2 separate regions of the Homo sapiens genome follow, and region 1 is linked to region 2. Evidence: chromatin loops called from intact Hi-C (ENCODE). Cell type or tissue: PC-9. All regions are shown on one strand. Links, peaks and the distances in the headings refer to the core of each region. The heading gives the core; the rest is flanking DNA. Region 1 overlaps DCDC2 (doublecortin domain containing 2). Region 2 holds the start of DCDC2 (doublecortin domain containing 2).

What was found. Peaks named below come from ENCODE experiments on the same cell type or tissue, not always from the same donor. Only the 100,000 strongest peaks of a DNase experiment are listed, where the experiment ranks them.
Region 1: a loop joins it to region 2, with 2.4 times the contacts of the local background. A loop is called at or near these places in 4 of 110 quality-filtered maps.

The regions. Positions count from the first base shown.
Region 1 is chr6:24,309,603-24,318,847 of GRCh38, forward strand. The region is part of intron 2 of DCDC2 (doublecortin domain containing 2); the gene reads right to left. Among named protein-coding and RNA genes, the nearest start is that of KAAG1, 43 kb to the right of the region's middle. In PC-9, for the core only: no CTCF peak of the experiment used is centred there; a DNase peak (open chromatin) is centred at 3,999; H3K4me3 peaks cover 261 bases.
Region 2 is chr6:24,355,881-24,365,125 of GRCh38, forward strand. It overlaps DCDC2 (doublecortin domain containing 2), which reads right to left and starts at 2,179. Exons shown (of 10, transcript NM_016356.5): 1 at 1,578-2,179. The coding sequence starts at 1,870. KAAG1 (kidney associated DCDC2 antisense RNA 1) reads left to right here and starts at 1,023. Exons shown (of 1, transcript NR_174942.1): 1 at 1,023-2,405. RefSeq lists enhancers at 3,904-4,492, 4,326-4,415 and a silencer at 4,036-4,185. In PC-9, for the core only: CTCF peaks have their summits at 3,948 (motif pointing left) and 4,155; DNase peaks (open chromatin) are centred at 2,171 and 4,211; H3K4me3 peaks cover 3,326 bases; H3K27ac peaks cover 1,118 bases.

The DNA.
Region 1 (9,245 bases), core at 868-8,867, 46 kb before region 2:
ATAATTGTTTAAATGTTTGATGAATCTGTTCATAAAAAAGACAAGAAAGAACAAAAACAAATATTAGATGGAACAAAAAAACAAATAACATGATAAACTCGATTCTAATCATGCCAGTAATTCAGTAAATTCAAATGAACTAAAAATTCCAACTAAAGGACAGAGACAGGCAGACTGGAAAAAGGAACAAGATCTCACAATATACTGTTTATAAGAGACACACTTTAAATATAAAGACGTGAGTAGGCCAGGTATGGTGGCCCATGCCCATAATCCCAGCAGTTTGGCAGGCTGAAATGGGAGGACTGCTTGAGCCCAGGAGTTCAGGACCAGCTTGGGCAACATAGTGAGACCCTGTCTATTAAAAAAATAATAATTAAAAAAAAGACAAAAACAAGATATGGGTAGGTTAAAACTATGGAAAAAGATATACCAGATAAATATTAATCAAGTAAATTCAGATGTTTTTGGTCAATGCAAAATTACAAAAGAAACATAATATCCATTTTCTTGATTAATTTTCATAGTAGATTTGTATTAAAGTGTTTTTTAAACAAATATACTTTTTATACTTGGCTATGTCTTAGAGAACATTATATCCCATATAATATCTGATGTGCTAAAATATCTTTTTCTAGTATTGTGCTCTTTTGGATGTAAGAAAATCGAGCTCCAAAAAATTAAGCTCCAGAAAATTAAATAAGTATTGTTAATCTGAAATAGTACAGCTCCCGGGTATTTTGGGTATATAATCTTCTATGGTATCAAAGGAAAATACTAACTGCATAACTGGATACTCCATCACAGTTCAGCAATATGTTGTCTCTGAACCCCATCCTTCTGTGACCATTCTCAGTTTCCTATACCAACAACTCCTCCTCCTTGGCTCACATTAAATGTTGGTATTTCCCCCCAAGAATTCCATCTCTGCCTTCCCGGCTTTTAACCCAAACACTCTCTTGGTCAAATTTATCACATGCCATGTTGTTTATGACCAACATCATTTTGCCAATGACAACCAAATCCCTATCTCTAGTCCAAATTTTTCTCCTGACACCAAATCTGTATACCCAGCTGGATATGTCTAATGCTTTTCATTAAAACTAAGATTTGTAAAAGTCTGTCTATACCTAAACAGTCATCAAGTCAGCAGAGTCACTAAAACATAAGAAATTTGTTTTGCATTATTCAGTTTTCATAAATCACCTGCATTTTTTTTCAAAGCAGTTGCAAGAAAATGTTACCACAGGACACATCGTTACCACTGATGAAATCCCAGAGCTCTCCCCACTCAAAATTATTTTATCTGTCCCCTTCTTACCTGCCCCCACAGCCCAAGGCCAGGTCCTCACAAATCCTCTAGGAGCTGCACCTAGCATGGTCTAACCAGGATTCCTGCCTCTAGCATCTTTCCTCTCTCATCCAACTCTGTGTGAATTCATCTTCCTGAAGCACAGACCCAAACATGTGATGTCTCTCTGCAAACACCTATAAAAGCTGCCACTGGCTTCAGATGATGTCCTCGTGTCTTGGACTGGACTTGATTATTTGGATCATATTTGAGCTGACCCCATCCTACCACACTGTAACCTTATTTCTCCTATTGCCACATTTACCATTCACTTGGCTGGATAATTTCTCTCTTCCAAAATGCAAATCATTTTGTCTGAACTTTTCATGCAATACTTTTTATACAATACTTTTTATAAAGTTAACATATTCCCCAATGGCATCAATATTTATGTAGACTGCATATTTATTTGTTTTCTTAGTAAACAGCCTTATCTATAACCAAAAAACCTATTATTGGTGCTTTGAATACAGAATTTGCTCAGTACATACTTTAATTAAACAACAATTAGGACACCAATTTTTGAGCATATATTATGCCCAGAACTGCATCAAATACTTTCCATATGTTACTTTGACTTTTCACAATATCATTCTAAGGTAGTTATTTTCTAATAAATTTACAGTTGTAAAACACATCAGAATTTACAAAAGGTTTTCATTTATATTCACATTTGTTCCTCAAAATAACCTTATGAGGCTACCATTACTCTAATTGTATAGATGGGAAAAGATGAGCCTCCCCATCTCTCAAGGTCATGCAGTAAGCAAAGAAGCAGTCACATGAATCCACTTCTGACTTCCAAACCAGAGTTCTTCCTACTGTGCCTTGCAGCACATACGTTCTCACGTTCACCCAAGTCTGTCTCCCCTTGACTACTATCAAATATTCTTCACATGAGGCTAACAGTACAATTTATGTACAACCTGATGTCAGGCCTCTGAGCCCAAGCTAAGCCATCATATCCCCTGTGACCTGCACATATGCATTCAGATGGCCTGAAGCAACTGAAGAACCACAAAAGAAGTGAAAATAGCCAGTTCCTGCCTTAACTGATGACATTCCACCATTGTGATTTGTTCCTGCCCCACCCTAACTGACCAATTGACCTTGTGACATTCCTTCTCCTGGACAGTGAGTCTCAGGAGCTCCCCACCGAGCACCTTGTGACCCCCACCCCCGCCTGCAAGAGAACAACTCCCCTTAACTGCAATTTTCCACTACCTACCCAAATCCTGTAAAACTGCCTCACCCCATCTCCCTTTGCTGACTCCTTTTTCGGACTCAGTCTGACTGCACCCAGGTGATTAAAAAGCTTTATTGCTCACACAAAGCCTGTTTGGTGGTCTCTTCACATGGACACGTAACACCTCAGTGGAATGAAAATTAAAATCTGTTAATCCCAGTAACTTCTAGAAATTCCATAATCCAGGGATGGTGGCAAAATCAGGCCAGCCACGGAAATATTTTGGAAAGAATCTCTTTACCGGCATTGTTATATAATAATATTTTTTTTTAAATTCCAATTGCACTAACCAGTGAGAAACTAGTTAGAGAATATGTCTTTAATTATAACGAACAAGCTGTCTGGAACATTCCCAGAAGGGTCCAGTTAGTTTCTATGAGCTGATGAAACCACTCATCTCTACCTGGGTCCTATTGGTCCCCATGTTGCTGTACCCAGTACACAGGCTGATTTCCAAAGGAAAGGTTAGGGCTTATCTGTCAAGTGTGGATTATCATTCCTTATTCAGATGGCTATTTTCCTCCCAATAATGGATACCATAGCATCGGTTTGCATATTTTGCCTTTTGTACTGTGATCTAAATGAATACCTCCATTCACTGAGACAGGAAAACAACTCAAACCAAATTAACAAACAAACAGATGATATGCTATTCAAAACAAAGCAAAGTAAAATATTTCTTTTTTAACCTAAAAATGACCCAGAAGATAAGATACCCATCATAAGTAATACCTTCTTTGGAAAACTCTTCAATGTAAGTATATATTAAGTAAATGTTTATATTCCTAAGTCTTCTCAGGAAATTTTGATGCTTCAAATCAGTTTTCATACCACAAATTTTTAAGCTATTGAAATTCTGGTTTGATTTTTCTCTTTATTGTTTTCTGTGGAATATATCACCACAGAAATATTTCCACAGATGATCCTAAGCATTCTGAATATATAATGTTAAGCCTCAAGTGTACTAACTTATTCTAAAAATAATTATTTGCAATGGGCACTTACAAGAAAATAAATGTTACTTGAATACTTGTTAAGGTATTCACAAGTAAATGCCCATGGGTTTCCCTAATGCTATGCTTAAGAGAATAATATGGCCCCCATAAAGTTAAAAAATAACCAATTAACTCAAGAGAATTCTCAGAAGTCTACAGGAACTGCCACTAAGCAAGCACTGGGGAAAAAAAAAATAAAAGTATTTGGGGATTGTTTGTCTTTTCTTTTGTATTCTTTCTTAACTTACTACACCATACTTAGATTTCACCATTGCCATTTTTTGTTTTTGTTTTATTTTCCCAAATGGGATTTTGGTTATCAAACATATCTAGGCAGTGGAATGTAAATTTTCCACTAGGAATGCAGAGCAGCTGACAGTGTGTACATAACAATGCAAGATAAAAGTGAGCAATGCTGAGTATGCAGCGGGCAGCCCGTGTGGGCGGGTGCAGCTTCCACCTGCAAGGAAATAAGTCATTTAGCCCCCAGGATTCCCACTGGAGAATGTGCCAACTGTACATGATCTACATTCAGTCCTTCAGAAATACTATGAAAGCTGTGAACCCACCAACAGATGGCAAGAAAAGGGAAGCTAACATTTTTGGCAAATATTAGTTTTTCACCCACAATGTGCTGGCTTTATGATCTCTTCAGAGGATTCAGCAGAGGAGGACAGACGGGGTCCCCACTCTCACTGAGCTTACAGGGATGGCAGACAGTAAAGGGGTAAAGGGAAGAATAAGGTGGTGCAGCTTATTCAGGAGCACTGGACTGGGAGTCAGCTCCTAGCCCTAGAAGCGCAGCTCCTCACTGAGTTTCCGGAGGCAGTCACTTCACCAATATGGGTGACTTGCATACTCAGCTACAGGATGAGGGCACTGCATTTCAGCAATCTCTCCAAGTTCTCACATTCTCCAAAAATACTAAAGTGTTATTAAAATACAAGTTATTTCAAACAAAAATAGAGCTTTTAAAATTAAACTATTAAAAATATGAGCCAGGCATGGTGGCTCATGCCTGTAATCCCAGCACCTTGGGAGGCCAAGGCAAGAGAATCACTTGAAGCTCAGAGTTCGAGACCAGTCTGGGCAACATAGTGAGACCTTGTTTCTACAAAAAGGTTTAAAATTAGCTAGGTGCAGTGGCTCATTCCTATAATCCCAGCTACTCAGGAGGCTGAGGTGGGAGGATTGCCTGAGCCTAGGCGTTCCAGGTTGAAATGAGCTATGATCATGCTACTCTATATATTCCAGTCTGGGCAACAGAGCAAGACGTTGTCTCAAAAAAAACAAAAACAAAAACAAAAAAGCACTAAAATTAAAACTAAAAATATGGCCTTACTAACCCTAAATGTCAAACAATTGCTAAGGCAATAGGAACCTCCAAAATGGAACAAATCATCATTATGAACATCAATGGAATCCGATATAGGAATCTTCTCATAACTGTTTAAAAAAATGAACATTGACTAGATCAGCTAGGTTTTTAATATAATAACCTATAAACTTCAGTTTCAATTGCTTACTAGATGCCACATTTCACAAGGCAAACGTGATAGTAATTAAATTTGAATAAGTGTCAGTGTTGGAAAAAAGTCCGGAAGATCAGAAACCCTTCCTAACAGGGTCACAACTGTTCAGCAACAGACCAATGATGCTGCTAACTTGCATTGTTCTAGGTGGTTTCAAGGTAGAGAAACGTGTCCTGTCCTTAACCAAAACTGATATACTAGTGCTAAGTGCTTGAGATCTTTCAAAAGAAATATATTTTTCTTGTAATAGGACTAAAACCTAAATTTAAGAATCTGAGCATGTTTCCCACTCAAATTAATCCTGCCTCAGCAGTTCATGTCCGTTTTCCCCATTGCTATATAATAGCTATACCTCTCTGATAGATATACTAGTGGAATACACTTTGATTTCCAAAAACACACTTTAAGGGCAATGTTCCAGGATGGAAAATGATATTGATCTTTGCTTTTTTTTTTTTTTTAAATAACCAGCCCCATAAATAGTCCCAGATAATGCATGTTTCTGTAGCTCCTTAGCGAAGCACTTACACCTTAAGGAACCTCCTAGAACCAAGTCGTCCACACCAGCCACCAGCCTTTACTGCAGTGGTTGAGGACATCTGAAGAACCCCAATGCAGAGAAGAAAGCCTTCCATACATGATACTCCCCTTCCAAAGGAAGAGACAGGCCCTAAGAGGCACCCCACATTCTGAAATCAGAAGCTGTCTACAGTAAATCGTCTATGTACCTCCTAGTTTATTTACTATCCACAGAGAGGGCTCATTCATTCAATGACATCTATCAGTCATCTACTGTGTGACAGGCACTGGACTAAGTGTTGAGTATTTGTTGGTAAATAAAATAGTCAAGACCCCTGCCTTCATGAAGCCCACAAAATAACAGAGAGGGTTAGTGATACACAAAAAAATAAGAAATCAAACCAAAAAAATACTTTGGGAGCAGAAAGGAGGCTGGAGTAGCTGGAGTGCAGTAGGGAGAAGGAGGAAAGGACAGGCTGGCGGGCACAATGCAGGGCCTCCTACACCAAAGAAAGAAGGCTAAGTTTCAGCCTAAGCATAATTAGACTCCACTGCAGATTTTTATAAACATCACCCCAGCTGCCACATGGAGAAGAGACTGCAGAAAGCAAGAATGGAAGCAAGGAGACCAAAAAGGAGGCTGGTGAGTTATCCAAGTCAGAGATGGTGGTAGCTTTTCCTGGGGGATGACTGAGGAAAAAAAGAAAAGTGGGTGAAGCCTAGATACATGTTTGCAGTAGAAGCTGGAACTTGCTGAAAGAAGTTTGTGGCTAGTAAGCGAAGGAGACCTGGAACAGTCAGGTGGACAGTGATGCTGTCTACTGGGACAGAGAACATTTGCACTTGCTGTGGATCCAGAGTTCAGTCTTGGACATTACATCTGAGATGCCTATGAGACCTCCAGATAGAGGTGCCATTCATGCAGGCAGGCTGGGGCTCCATGAAGTCAGGGCTAGAGACACAGATGTGGGAGTAATCAGCATACTGATCATATTTAAAGCCATGAAAATGAAAGTGTTCAGCAACGAAGAGAGTAGAAAGCAAAGAAAATGGTTCAGGACCAAGCTTTGGGGTTGGGTAATGGAGGAGAAAAAAATTCCAGAGGACTCAGGAGAAAAGTGGACAGGGAGGTAGGAGAGTGCAATGGTAAGGGGTAAACCAAGAGAGCGAACCATTTCAGAAGCTAAGAGAGAAGGATCAGCTGTATGGATGCCACTAATGGAAATATTAAGATAAACGAGTAAGAAACAAATGCCTAAATACTGCCAAATTCAGAGTGCTTTAAGAAAACCTGAAGTTTTACATATTCTACAGGTTATTCAAAAATCATTTATCCAATGCTGAGAAATTTGAGGCAAAACTACCTTACTGATAACATTTTAAATTAATATGTTTTTTCAAAACTCTGTAGAATTAGGTATTCAGAGGCATAAAATGTGTTATATCCTTTGACAGTAAATGTCTGCCTGATTTATCCTGATAAAATAATTAAGATGTGGAAAAAAGCTATATACTTAAAGATGATGACTCAAACAATAGAAATTTTCTAAATACAATTGTATTAAGTAACTTATGACATCAGCTCAATAAAACAGTATATATTGCTATCAAAAATGATGACAAAGACGATGCAAGTATGAAAAATACAAGGAAAACAATATAAGAGAAAAATAATGAAAAAAGCTTTGTATAAAATATTCCATGATTACAACTCTGTATATACATATGTGTATATACATATATATGTAGAGAGAGAGAGAGAGAGACAAATTTGACTTCGTAAAAACAAAAAGCTATTTTTCCATGGCAAAAACACTACATATATGCACACATACATGCATACATCTGTATTTACAGATGTATGTATGGAGAAAAACTGAAAGATAATTTTAAAATATGAAATCCAATTGTTTGAATGTTAGACTCAGGGACAATATATTTTTCATTTTTTAAAAACTATACTTATTCTAAACTACAATTTTGATAATTTTTAAACCATAATTTTAAAAATTAATTTTAGCAGGGTGGTACTTGTGCATAGACAAATAGACCAGAGGAATAGACTAGAAAGCCCAGAAACAGACCAAAGGAAGTACATATGGAAATTTAGTATATGATGAAGTTGGCATTTCAAATCACTGGAGCAAAGATAAACTTTCAATAAATGGCTTTGGGACAGTGGGGTAGCCTAGGCATCTCTGGAAAAAGAGAAAATTCGATCCATATCTTATACTATAGACAAGAATGAACTCCAAATGGAATAGTAATATAAAAGTACAAAATGAAATCATACAAGTACTAAAAGAAAACATGGGTGAATTCCTCTTTAGCCTTGGTAAAGACAAAGACTTTCTAATTATGACTCCATATCCAGAGGCAATAAGCTGGATAAATTTGACTAACATAAAAACAAAAAATCATTTTTCCATGACAAAAAAAGCACCATAAGCAAAGTCATAAGACAATTGACAAACTAGAAGAAAATATTCACAACCTATATCAGAGATAAAGCATAAATATCCTTAATGTAAAAAGAACTCTTTATACAAATAAAAAAAAAACTCTTTATACTCTGATAGAAAAAATGAAAGGACAAGAACAGGCAATTCATGTTTTTAAAAAAAATCTAAAAATTGATCTTTACACATATAAAAAATGTTCGAACTTGTAACTAGAGAAATGCAAATTAGAACAACACCAAGATACCATTTCTCACCTACTAGATGGCAAACAATGAAAAAGTAAGGCAACATATTTGTTTTTTAAGACAGTAGAAACAGACACTCCCATACATTGATGATAGGAACACGAATTGGCACAAAGCTTCCAGAGGGGAATTTAGCAATGTCTAACAAAACTACATATTCCCCCATCTTTTGGCCCAGCAATGCCACTTCTATAAATCTACTCTAAATATATACCTCCAACAAATGAGACAAAAATACATATTCACAGTTTTATTCATTGTAGTATTATTTATAATTCCAAAATATTAGAAACAACCTAAATGTCCATACATAGGAGAGTGCTTAAATATAGCACATCCATACGATGGAGGGCTCTGAAGTTGCAGTAAGGTGTGAGAAAGATCTTTACATACCAATATGGAGAGGTTTCCAAGACATACTGGGTTTTTTGTTGTTGTTGTTAGTTTTTTTAGTTGTTTTTTGTATAAATTTAAGTGGTACAAGTGCATTTTTATTACACGGATATATTGCATAGTGGTGAAGTTTGGACTTTTAGTGTATCCATCACTGGAATAATGTACAATGTATCCACTAAGTAATTTCTCATCATTCATCCCCTTCTGCTCCAGCATCCTTCTGAGTCTCTAATGTCTATCATTCCACATTCTATGTCCATTTGTACACATTATTTAGGTCCCACTTATAAGTGGGAATATGCACTTCCTATGTCTTCCTGTGTCTGAGTAGTTACGCTTAAGATAATGGCTTCCAGTTCCATCCATGTTGCGGCAAAAGACATAATTTCATTCTTTTTAACAGCTGAATAATATTCCGTTTTATATACGTACGTGTGTGTGTGTGTGTGTGTATTATATCACATTTTCTGTATCCAGTTATCTGTTGATGGACACTTAG
Region 2 (9,245 bases), core at 586-8,585:
TATGTAGTTATAAGACTTTATTTGAATTTTAATTATTAAGAATCCAATAATGCTTATGAATTCATAAGCTTAGATTTATGGTCAAGGCTTTTTTCTATCCTGGGGCCCAAGATGAATTTCAATTAAAATGTTCTATTAAACTATGGAATACAGAGTTACCATGTGATCCAGCAATTTCACTCTTAGGTATACACCAAAGAGAAATGAAAACTTGTACACAAATATTCATAGATGCATTATTCATAATAGTTAAAATGTGAAACAACCCAAATATACATCAAACTGATAAATGGATAAGCATGGATATAAAAGGTAATATACCCAAATCATGGAATGTTATTCAACAATAAAAAGAATGAAGTATTGATGTATGATACAACATGGATGAACCTTGAAAATGTTACAGTAAGTGAAATAAGCCAGACATAAAGACCATATACCGTATGATTCCATTTATATGATATGTCCAGAATAGACAAATCCATAGATTCAGAAAATAGATTAGTGGTTTCCAGATGACAGGGGACAGAGGAAACTGGGAGGTACAAATGTTTTGGCGGGAGGGGTGGAAATGAACTACAATTAGTTGGTGGTGATGGTTGCACAACTCTGAATACACTGAAAGCCAATGAAATGGTTGGACTTCATGCCATGAGAAATCTATCTCAATAAAGCTGTAAAAAAAAAATGGAATGTAAAATTCTACCTGTCCTATAATGACCACCCCAACCAACTCTCAACTCACAATTCCCACATAACTTTATTTTTCTATGCACATATCCCTTTGTAGCTTGCATTAAAATTGTTAGTGTGCAGGTAGTCCAGTTAGACTGAAAGCTCCTAAAGACAAGGAATCATGCCTTGCTCATCTTTGTTCCCTGAACTGACGGTTTCTTAATTCACTGAACACTCACTATGAGTGAGCTCAAGAGCTGGGAATAAGGACCCCTGCCCTTGAAGGTCTAATCACGTTGCTGGAGACAGACAGTCGACAAATACAGTCAGCCAGTAAACTCTTCCTGCATTATGCTAACAGCATAAACATGCAGGGGGTGGGAGCAGGGTCACAAAAGTGAGTGTTGTCAATTCTACTTGGAATGAAAGGTTGAAATAATTTAAACAGTACGGGAAATGCAGAGCAATTTTCTCCTCTGGTGACAATATAGTGTCCAACACTTGGAAGTGATTTTTAAGAATGTTTATTTAAATTAAAAGGATGGATTTCCAAGGAAAAAAAATAAGGAAAAGGAAAGAAAAAACTGAACAGAAAACGCAAAAGTATCAGTTTGGTCACTAACCTTTGCAAGGATACCTTTTTATTTTCTTTAAGATTCCTGTTGTTTATACACAGATTTTAAGTTTACTCCTACTGCTGACCCAAGTGAAATTCCTTCTCCAGTCACAGTGTCAACCTCTACCCCCCAACTGCAACGAGAGTTTTGAGGGGCATCAATCACACCGAGAAGTCACAGCCCCTCAACCACTGAGGTGTGGGGGGGTAGGGATCTGCATTTCTTCATATCAACCCCACACTATAGGGCACCTAAATGGGTGGGCGGTGGGGGAGACCGACTCACTTGAGTTTCTTGAAGGCTTCCTGGCCTCCAGCCACGTAATTGCCCCCGCTCTGGATCTGGTCTAGCTTCCGGATTCGGTGGCCAGTCCGCGGGGTGTAGATGTTCCTGACGGCCCCAAAGGGTGCCTGAACGCCGCCGGTCACCTCCTTCAGGAAGACTTCGAAGCTGGACACCTTCTTCTCATGGATGACGACGCGGCGCCCCGCGTAGAAGGGGTCCCCGTTGCGGTACACAAGCACGCTCTTCACGACGGGCTGAGACAGGTGGCTGGACCTGGCGCTGCTGCCGCTCATCTTCCCCGCTGGCCGCCGCCTCAGCTCGCTGCTTCGCGTCGGGAGGCACCTCCGCTGTCCCAGCGGCCTCACCGCACCCAGGGCGCGGGATCGCCTCCTGAAACGAACGAGAAACTGACGAATCCACAGGTGAAAGAGAAGTAACGGCCGTGCGCCTAGGCGTCCACCCAGAGGAGACACTAGGAGCTTGCAGGACTCGGAGTAGACGCTCAAGTTTTTCACCGTGGCGTGCACAGCCAATCAGGACCCGCAGTGCGCGCACCACACCAGGTTCACCTGCTACGGGCAGAATCAAGGTGGACAGCTTCTGAGCAGGAGCCGGAAACGCGCGGGGCCTTCAAACAGGCACGCCTAGTGAGGGCAGGAGAGAGGAGGACGCACACACACACACACACACAAATATGGTGAAACCCAATTTCTTACATCATATCTGTGCTACCCTTTCCAAACAGCCTAATTTTTCTTTTCTCTCTTCTTGCACCTTTACCCCTCAATCTCCTGCTTGCTCCCAAATTAAAGCAATTAAGTTCCTGGATGTAGTTGCCCAGGTTTTTCTTTGCTGGAAGATAAATGTGCAAAGCCAGATGCGGTGGCTTACGCCTGCAAATTCCAGTACTTTGAGGGGCCCAGGCGGGAGGGCTGCCTAAGACCAGGAGTTCTAGACCAGCCTGGGAAACACAGGGAAAGCCCCCGTCTCTATAACGCGCCTGTGATCCCCTGAGGCAAGGAGTTTGAGACCAGCCTGACCCGGTCTCTACAATTAAAAAAAAAAAAAAAAAAAAAAAGTAGGTGGGCAGGGTATTCGCCTGTGGACCCAGCTATCTCGGAGGCTGAGGCGGGAGGATTGTTTGAGCCCAGGAGGTCGAGGCTGCAGTAACCTATGATTTTGCCACTGCACTCCAGCCTGGGCGACACAGCAAGACCCTGTCTTAGAAAATAAAATATATATTTTTTTTATATATATATTTTATATATTTTATTTTATATATATTTTATTTATTTATTTATATATTATATATTTTTATATATAATATATAAAATATATATTTTATATATTATATATAAATATATATATTATATTTATATATATATTTATATATTATATATAATATATATAATATATATGTATTATATATATTTATATATATAATATATTATATATTATATATATTATATATTATATATTTTATATATTATATATTATATATTATATATTATATATTTTATACATTATATATTATATATTATATATTTTATATATTATATATTTTATATTTTATATTTTATATATATTATATATTTTATATATCATATATATTATATATCATATATTTTTATATATTATATATTTTATATATTATATATTATATATATTATATATTTTATATATATTATATATTTTATATATTTTATATATTTTATATATATTTTATATATTTTATATATTATATATATTTTATATATTATATATTTTATATATTTTATATATTTTATATATTATATATAATATATATTTTATATTTTATATATATTATATATTTTATATTTTTTATATATATTATATATTTTATATTTTTATATATATTATATATTATATATATTTTATGTATATTATATATTATATATATTTTATATATTATATATTATATATATTTTATATATTATATATTATATATATTTATATATACTATATAGTATATATATTTATATATACTATATAATATATATTTTATATATAATATATTATATATATTTTATATATTATATATATTTTATATATATTTTTTATATATTTTATATATATTATATATTTTTATATATATATTTTATATATATTATATATATTCAGAGAGAGAAAGAGAGAATCCGGGTACCGTGACTCATGCCTGTAACCCCAGCACTTTGGGAAACTGAGGCAGGAGGCTCACTTGAGCCCGGGAGTTTGAGACCAACCTGAGCAGCACAGCAAGACCCCATCCCGGAAGGAGGGAGGGAAGGAAGGAAGGGAAAAATAACATTTAAGTGAATGAATGAATGAATGAGAAACAGAGCGAAGACTCGCGTGTCTAGGACCCCTAACCCCCTCCCCGATGATCAGCGCCGCCTGGCGGCGAAGCTCGGGTGCGCATCACGTGAAGACAGCAGGCAGCGCGCAAGCGGGGCCCTGGTTGGGGAGGCGGGCCCAGGAGGTGCCCTCCGCCGTAGTACCTACCGACACTCGCGTGCTGGAGAGGGGAGGGGAGCTCGGGCGCCGGCCGCGCGGGGGCGGGGCGGTGCGGCTCGGGTGGCACAGTGGTGAACTCTGCGGCGGCTGCGCGCCGCTCACGCTGTTCCTCCAGCTGCTGTTACCTCTGCGGGCCTCTCTCACCCAAGGGGAACGGAGTTGTTATTTCCCGCTGTTTCCATAGCAACCGCAGCCTCGCGCGGGGAGCGAGTCAGTGAACCAGGCCTGGCTTGCGCCTGGCTCCTTGGGATATGCTGGCTGCGTGGGGCAGAGGCGGAAGAACAGGGGTTTGGAGGAAGAGGGAGAAACAGGTGACATGATCATGCGCTCATTCATCATGCGCTCATTCAGTAAATGGACGCCTGCTGTGTGCAAGGCCCTGTGCTAGTTGGGGCCACGGCGGTGAAAAGGAAAACCTACAAAATTTTGAGTGCCTACCCTGTGCCAAGCTTTACGCCAGGGAAAGGATTTTTTCACTGCCGCAAGAAGGCTAAATGTCTGACTGGCTGTCCAAGAGCCCACATCTGTGCTATTTGTGTAGATTGTTAGCTCTGTCTGAGGAATAACAGGGAGAGGAGTTGTGAGAATAGTAACAGCCCCAGTAAAGAGTCGCTTTGTCCAGTCCAGTCTGGGACATACATATTGTGGCACCAGGAAAATGTTTAAAGAGTTGAAATTTTGCAGCTCATCTCTGCCAGTGTTTCCTTCATTCCTCCTAAGACTTTTCTACCATGTGTCATGTCCAAATTACTGGGTGTTCCTAACTCATCATGTACGAATAAAAAGAACTGCCATTAATTGAACACTATAACCATGGACCAGGCATTATGTAAGGCACTTTATGTAGATTATCTAATATTCACAATAACCTTCAGAGGTAAATATTATTCTTTCCTCAGATGAGGAAACTGAAGGGTAGAGAAATCAAAGACATTTACCTCAGGTCACACACACAGGAATTCAAACCCATTCTAAGGATTAGAAAACGAAAGAGAGAGAGAGAGTTCAAACCCAGTTCTGTCTTATTCCACAAGCTCCATAACCAGTCATATCACTGTGAAAGATGAATGTGTGGGACATTGCAATCTGGAGAGAAACTTTTTTTTTCCTTCGAGATTTCTGTTCTGAAGAAATATTTTTATTAAAGCCATGTAATACATTAATGCTTTGAAAGTTAACAGTTTTCAAACGCAGGAACAAAAAACCAAATACCCGCATGTTCTCACATATAAGTAGGAGTTAAATGAGGAGAACTCACGGACACAAAGAAGGGAACAACAGATACTGGGGCCTACTTGAGGGTGGAGCGTGGGAGGAGGGAGAGGAGCAGAAAAAATAACTGTTGAGTATCAGGCTTAGTACCTGGGTGATGAAATAATCTGTACAACAAACCTCCGTGACACGAGTTACCTATATAACAAATCTGCACATGTACCCCTGAACCTAAAATGAAAGTTAAAAAAAAAAAAAGTTAACAAATTTCAAAAGAAGGCCAAAGAGAACAATACAGGGAGGAAATAGACAAGGGAAATTTTGTGAGCTGCTTGTGGAGAATGCACAGGTTGAGGGATGGATGGGGAAAATACCTGTGAAAATGTGCTACCACATAGGTGAGTAAGACAGAATACTTGTTATGTGGAAATGGAAGGCAATCAATTAAGTAGCCCCCTCCCCAAACAACCTAAAATTCCCTATCATCTATATTAGCCCAGTGTAAAATGAAAATGTGGCCTCTTATTCAAAAATTAAGAATTTTATGTTAGCAACAGCAGAGCATTAAACCAATCATGGGGTCCTTCTTGATGTGGGGACCCTGACGCCAGCCCATGAAGCTGCCCGCATCAAGTCTATGCCTCCCACTGCGGTATCTCCAACCCGGATGTGTCTCCTGAGCTTAGATTCATTTATCCAGATGTCTCTTGGATATGATGTGGTGATAAGTGTTTAACTGCTGGCTTTTAGGAGGGAAGAGAAGGCCTTAATTCATAGCATTTGCCAATCTCTGTAGTTTACTCCAAATATGGCCAATTTCCAGATGCCAGTCTAACATCACTGAAGCCATGAAATGTGCAGTAGCAAGTCATTGTATGGTATTTCCACCATGCAGGCACAGCAGACTTGTGTAACTTTAAGAGCACAGATAGTAGTAAAATGTAGATGGAGATGAGTTTTGAGTATTTATTATCTTTGTTTTCAATGTAATTTATTTAATTGTATATTTATACAATTATTTTTTATTTAATTGCATATTTATACAATTTTTATTTAATTGTATATTTATACAATTATTTTTTATTTAATTGTATGTTTATACAATTATTTTTTATTTAATTGTATGTTGATACAATTATTTTTTATTTAATTGTATGTTGATACAATTATTTTTTATTTAATTGTATGTTTATACAATTATTTTTTATTTAATTGTATATTTATACAATTATTTTTTATTTAATTGTATATTTATACAATTATTTTTTATTTAATTGTATATTTATACAATTTTTTTATTTAATTGTATATTTATACAATTATTTTTTATTTAATTGTATATTTATACAATTATTTTTTATTTAATCGTATATTTATAAAATTACTTTTTAACAATGCCCATGTTTACAATTCCTGAGAATTTAACAGTTGCCTCACACGCCAGAACAAGGCAGTTCCAGGCACACAATTCTCCTGACAGCTTCTCTAGACCATCTAAAAGGCAGCCTAGACTCGAAACGTTCACGGGATCTCAAGTTTTCCTCAAAATCACTTTTCCTATGTTTCCTGTCTCCACAAATGGACCCTCATCTACTCATTTGCTCAAAGCTAGAACATATACATTTCTCTTCTTCACAGAACACATTTAACTGTGGCAGAGGAACAACAAAAACAGTCAGATATTTGCAATCTCTCTCCCTGCTCCAGATGCTTGCTGAATTGGTTTTGGAGCTCTTCTCTCTTGTGCAAAGTCCGAACACTGAGCAAAGTGAGAAGGCTTTAAGAAGCCAGAAAGGTTAGATAAACCCTGATCACGAAGAGCTGAGGTAGAATGAGGAGCGGAATGCTAAGGAATGAGGAGCTTCAGATGGATGCAAGGGAATGTTTGAGAACACACATAGGAAAGGAGGGGAGAGTTTTTGTATTTTAGCTTCTTCCTAAGTATATGAAAGGCATTGAGAATGAGAGAGATGGCCAAAGAAGATTCTTAAAGAAGTGTTGCTGTGCATTAAAAATAATACCACCAGCAGGGCACGGTGGCTCAAGCCTGTAATCCCAGCACTTTGAGATGCTGAGGCAGGTGGATTGCTTGAGCCCAGCAGTTTGAGACCAGCCTGGCCAACATGGCAAAACCCCATCTCTAAAAAAACAAAAAACTAAAAAAATTATCAGGGCATAGTGGCATGCTCCTGTAGTCCCAGCTACTCAGGAGACTGAGGTGGGAGAATCATCAGAGCCTGGGAAGTTGAGGCTGCAGTGAGCCATGCTCATGCCGTTACACTGCAGCCTGGGTAACAGAATAAGACCCTGTCTCAAAAAATCAAAAAGAAAAATAATAATACCAACAAGGCATTTGCTGTTTCCTCAAGAGCCTAGATCTCTGAAATGCTTTCAATTATATATTTCTGCTTAAGCAATATTTATTTTGATGTAATACTGTGCTAAAACCAGACCACATTGCACCCTAGGTTTATAAGGGCTCTTCAACTAATCACCAAGTTCTATCAATTCTATCTCTCAAATATTTTTTAAATCCATCCACTTATCTCCAAACCCATTTCCACATTTTGAATTCAAGGCATCATCATCCCCTAAGAGGTAACCCTGTCTCCAGTTTGCTTCCCTATTATCCATTCTCCACAGAACAGTCATCCTGAAAGGTCGCTGAAAACACAGATCTATCCATTTCACTTTCCAGCTTAAAATTCTTCAAATCCTTATCATTTCTCTTACAGTGAAATCCAATATCATCAACTTTGATGACAAAGCCATAAATATACTACTCTTGTTGCTTTAGTTTCCATCTCTTCTCACGCAAATCTTCCTATGGCTCTCCAAAGTGAAGACTTGTACCATCGCTTCCTTTAAAATCCCTTTGGATGTACTTTACAGCCCCTTATCCCCCCATTCCTATTTATTTGGCTCCTTCCAACTCCCTCTATAGATCAAGTTCCAACTTAAATGTCAGTTCCCCAGGAAATCTTCTCTACCCCACTCCCCAGATCAGGATAAACCCCCAACATATTACATATTTTTTCTCTATAGGTTTTATCAATTATAAGTATAAATTTTTAAATGTTTATTTATTTTTAAAAGATGGGATCTCACTATGTTGCCCAGGCTGGAGAGCAGTGGTTACTCAAAGGCATGAGCATAACATACTGCAGCCTTGACCTCATAGGCTCAGGTGATCCTCCCACCTCAGCCTCCCAAGTAGGTAGGACTACAGGTACAAGTCACCATGCCTGGCTACGTAATTACAAATCTTCATATAATTATATGTTTAATTGTAAAGCTTTATATAATTACATGTTTAATCTTTGTAGAGTTAAATGTTTATATGTATAAATTCCCTAAGGAAAAGGATTGTGTTCATTTTATTCATCAATGTCTTACTAGTACCTAGCACAGAGGCTGGAACATAGTAAGTATTAAATAATTATTTCATGAATGCATAAACAAAAGGAAAATATATTAAGTTTAAAAATTAACCTAAAACTTCAAAAACTGGAAAATGCTCCTGTAGAAGGAAACATATTTTCAGATCAGCAAAAAAAAAAAAAGTACAGTCCTTGACAACCGAAGAGATTCTAAGACTAATTGCTTAGCTTCCACAGAAAATGCACAGCCACGTGCAGAGGTGTGCACCTACACAGGAAACCAAGCTCTCTTAGCCAGTATTGAGTTTTAATATCCTTTCAAGGCAACAGAGATATGTATTAAATGTGAGACATATTCTGCTAGTTTTTCCTTAAAAAGTGTCACCTTTACAATTGGTTTTCACATCTTAGCCTCAAAAAGAACAGGAACTTGAGGGCCTTGAGACTGTTTCTTGGACCTACACATGGGTAACGGTGACTCTCTGACAAGCCTCTTGTCAGGTGAATTCAATTAGTTCTGGTAATGGCTAACCTCTCCTTCAAATCCACGTGCTAGGTG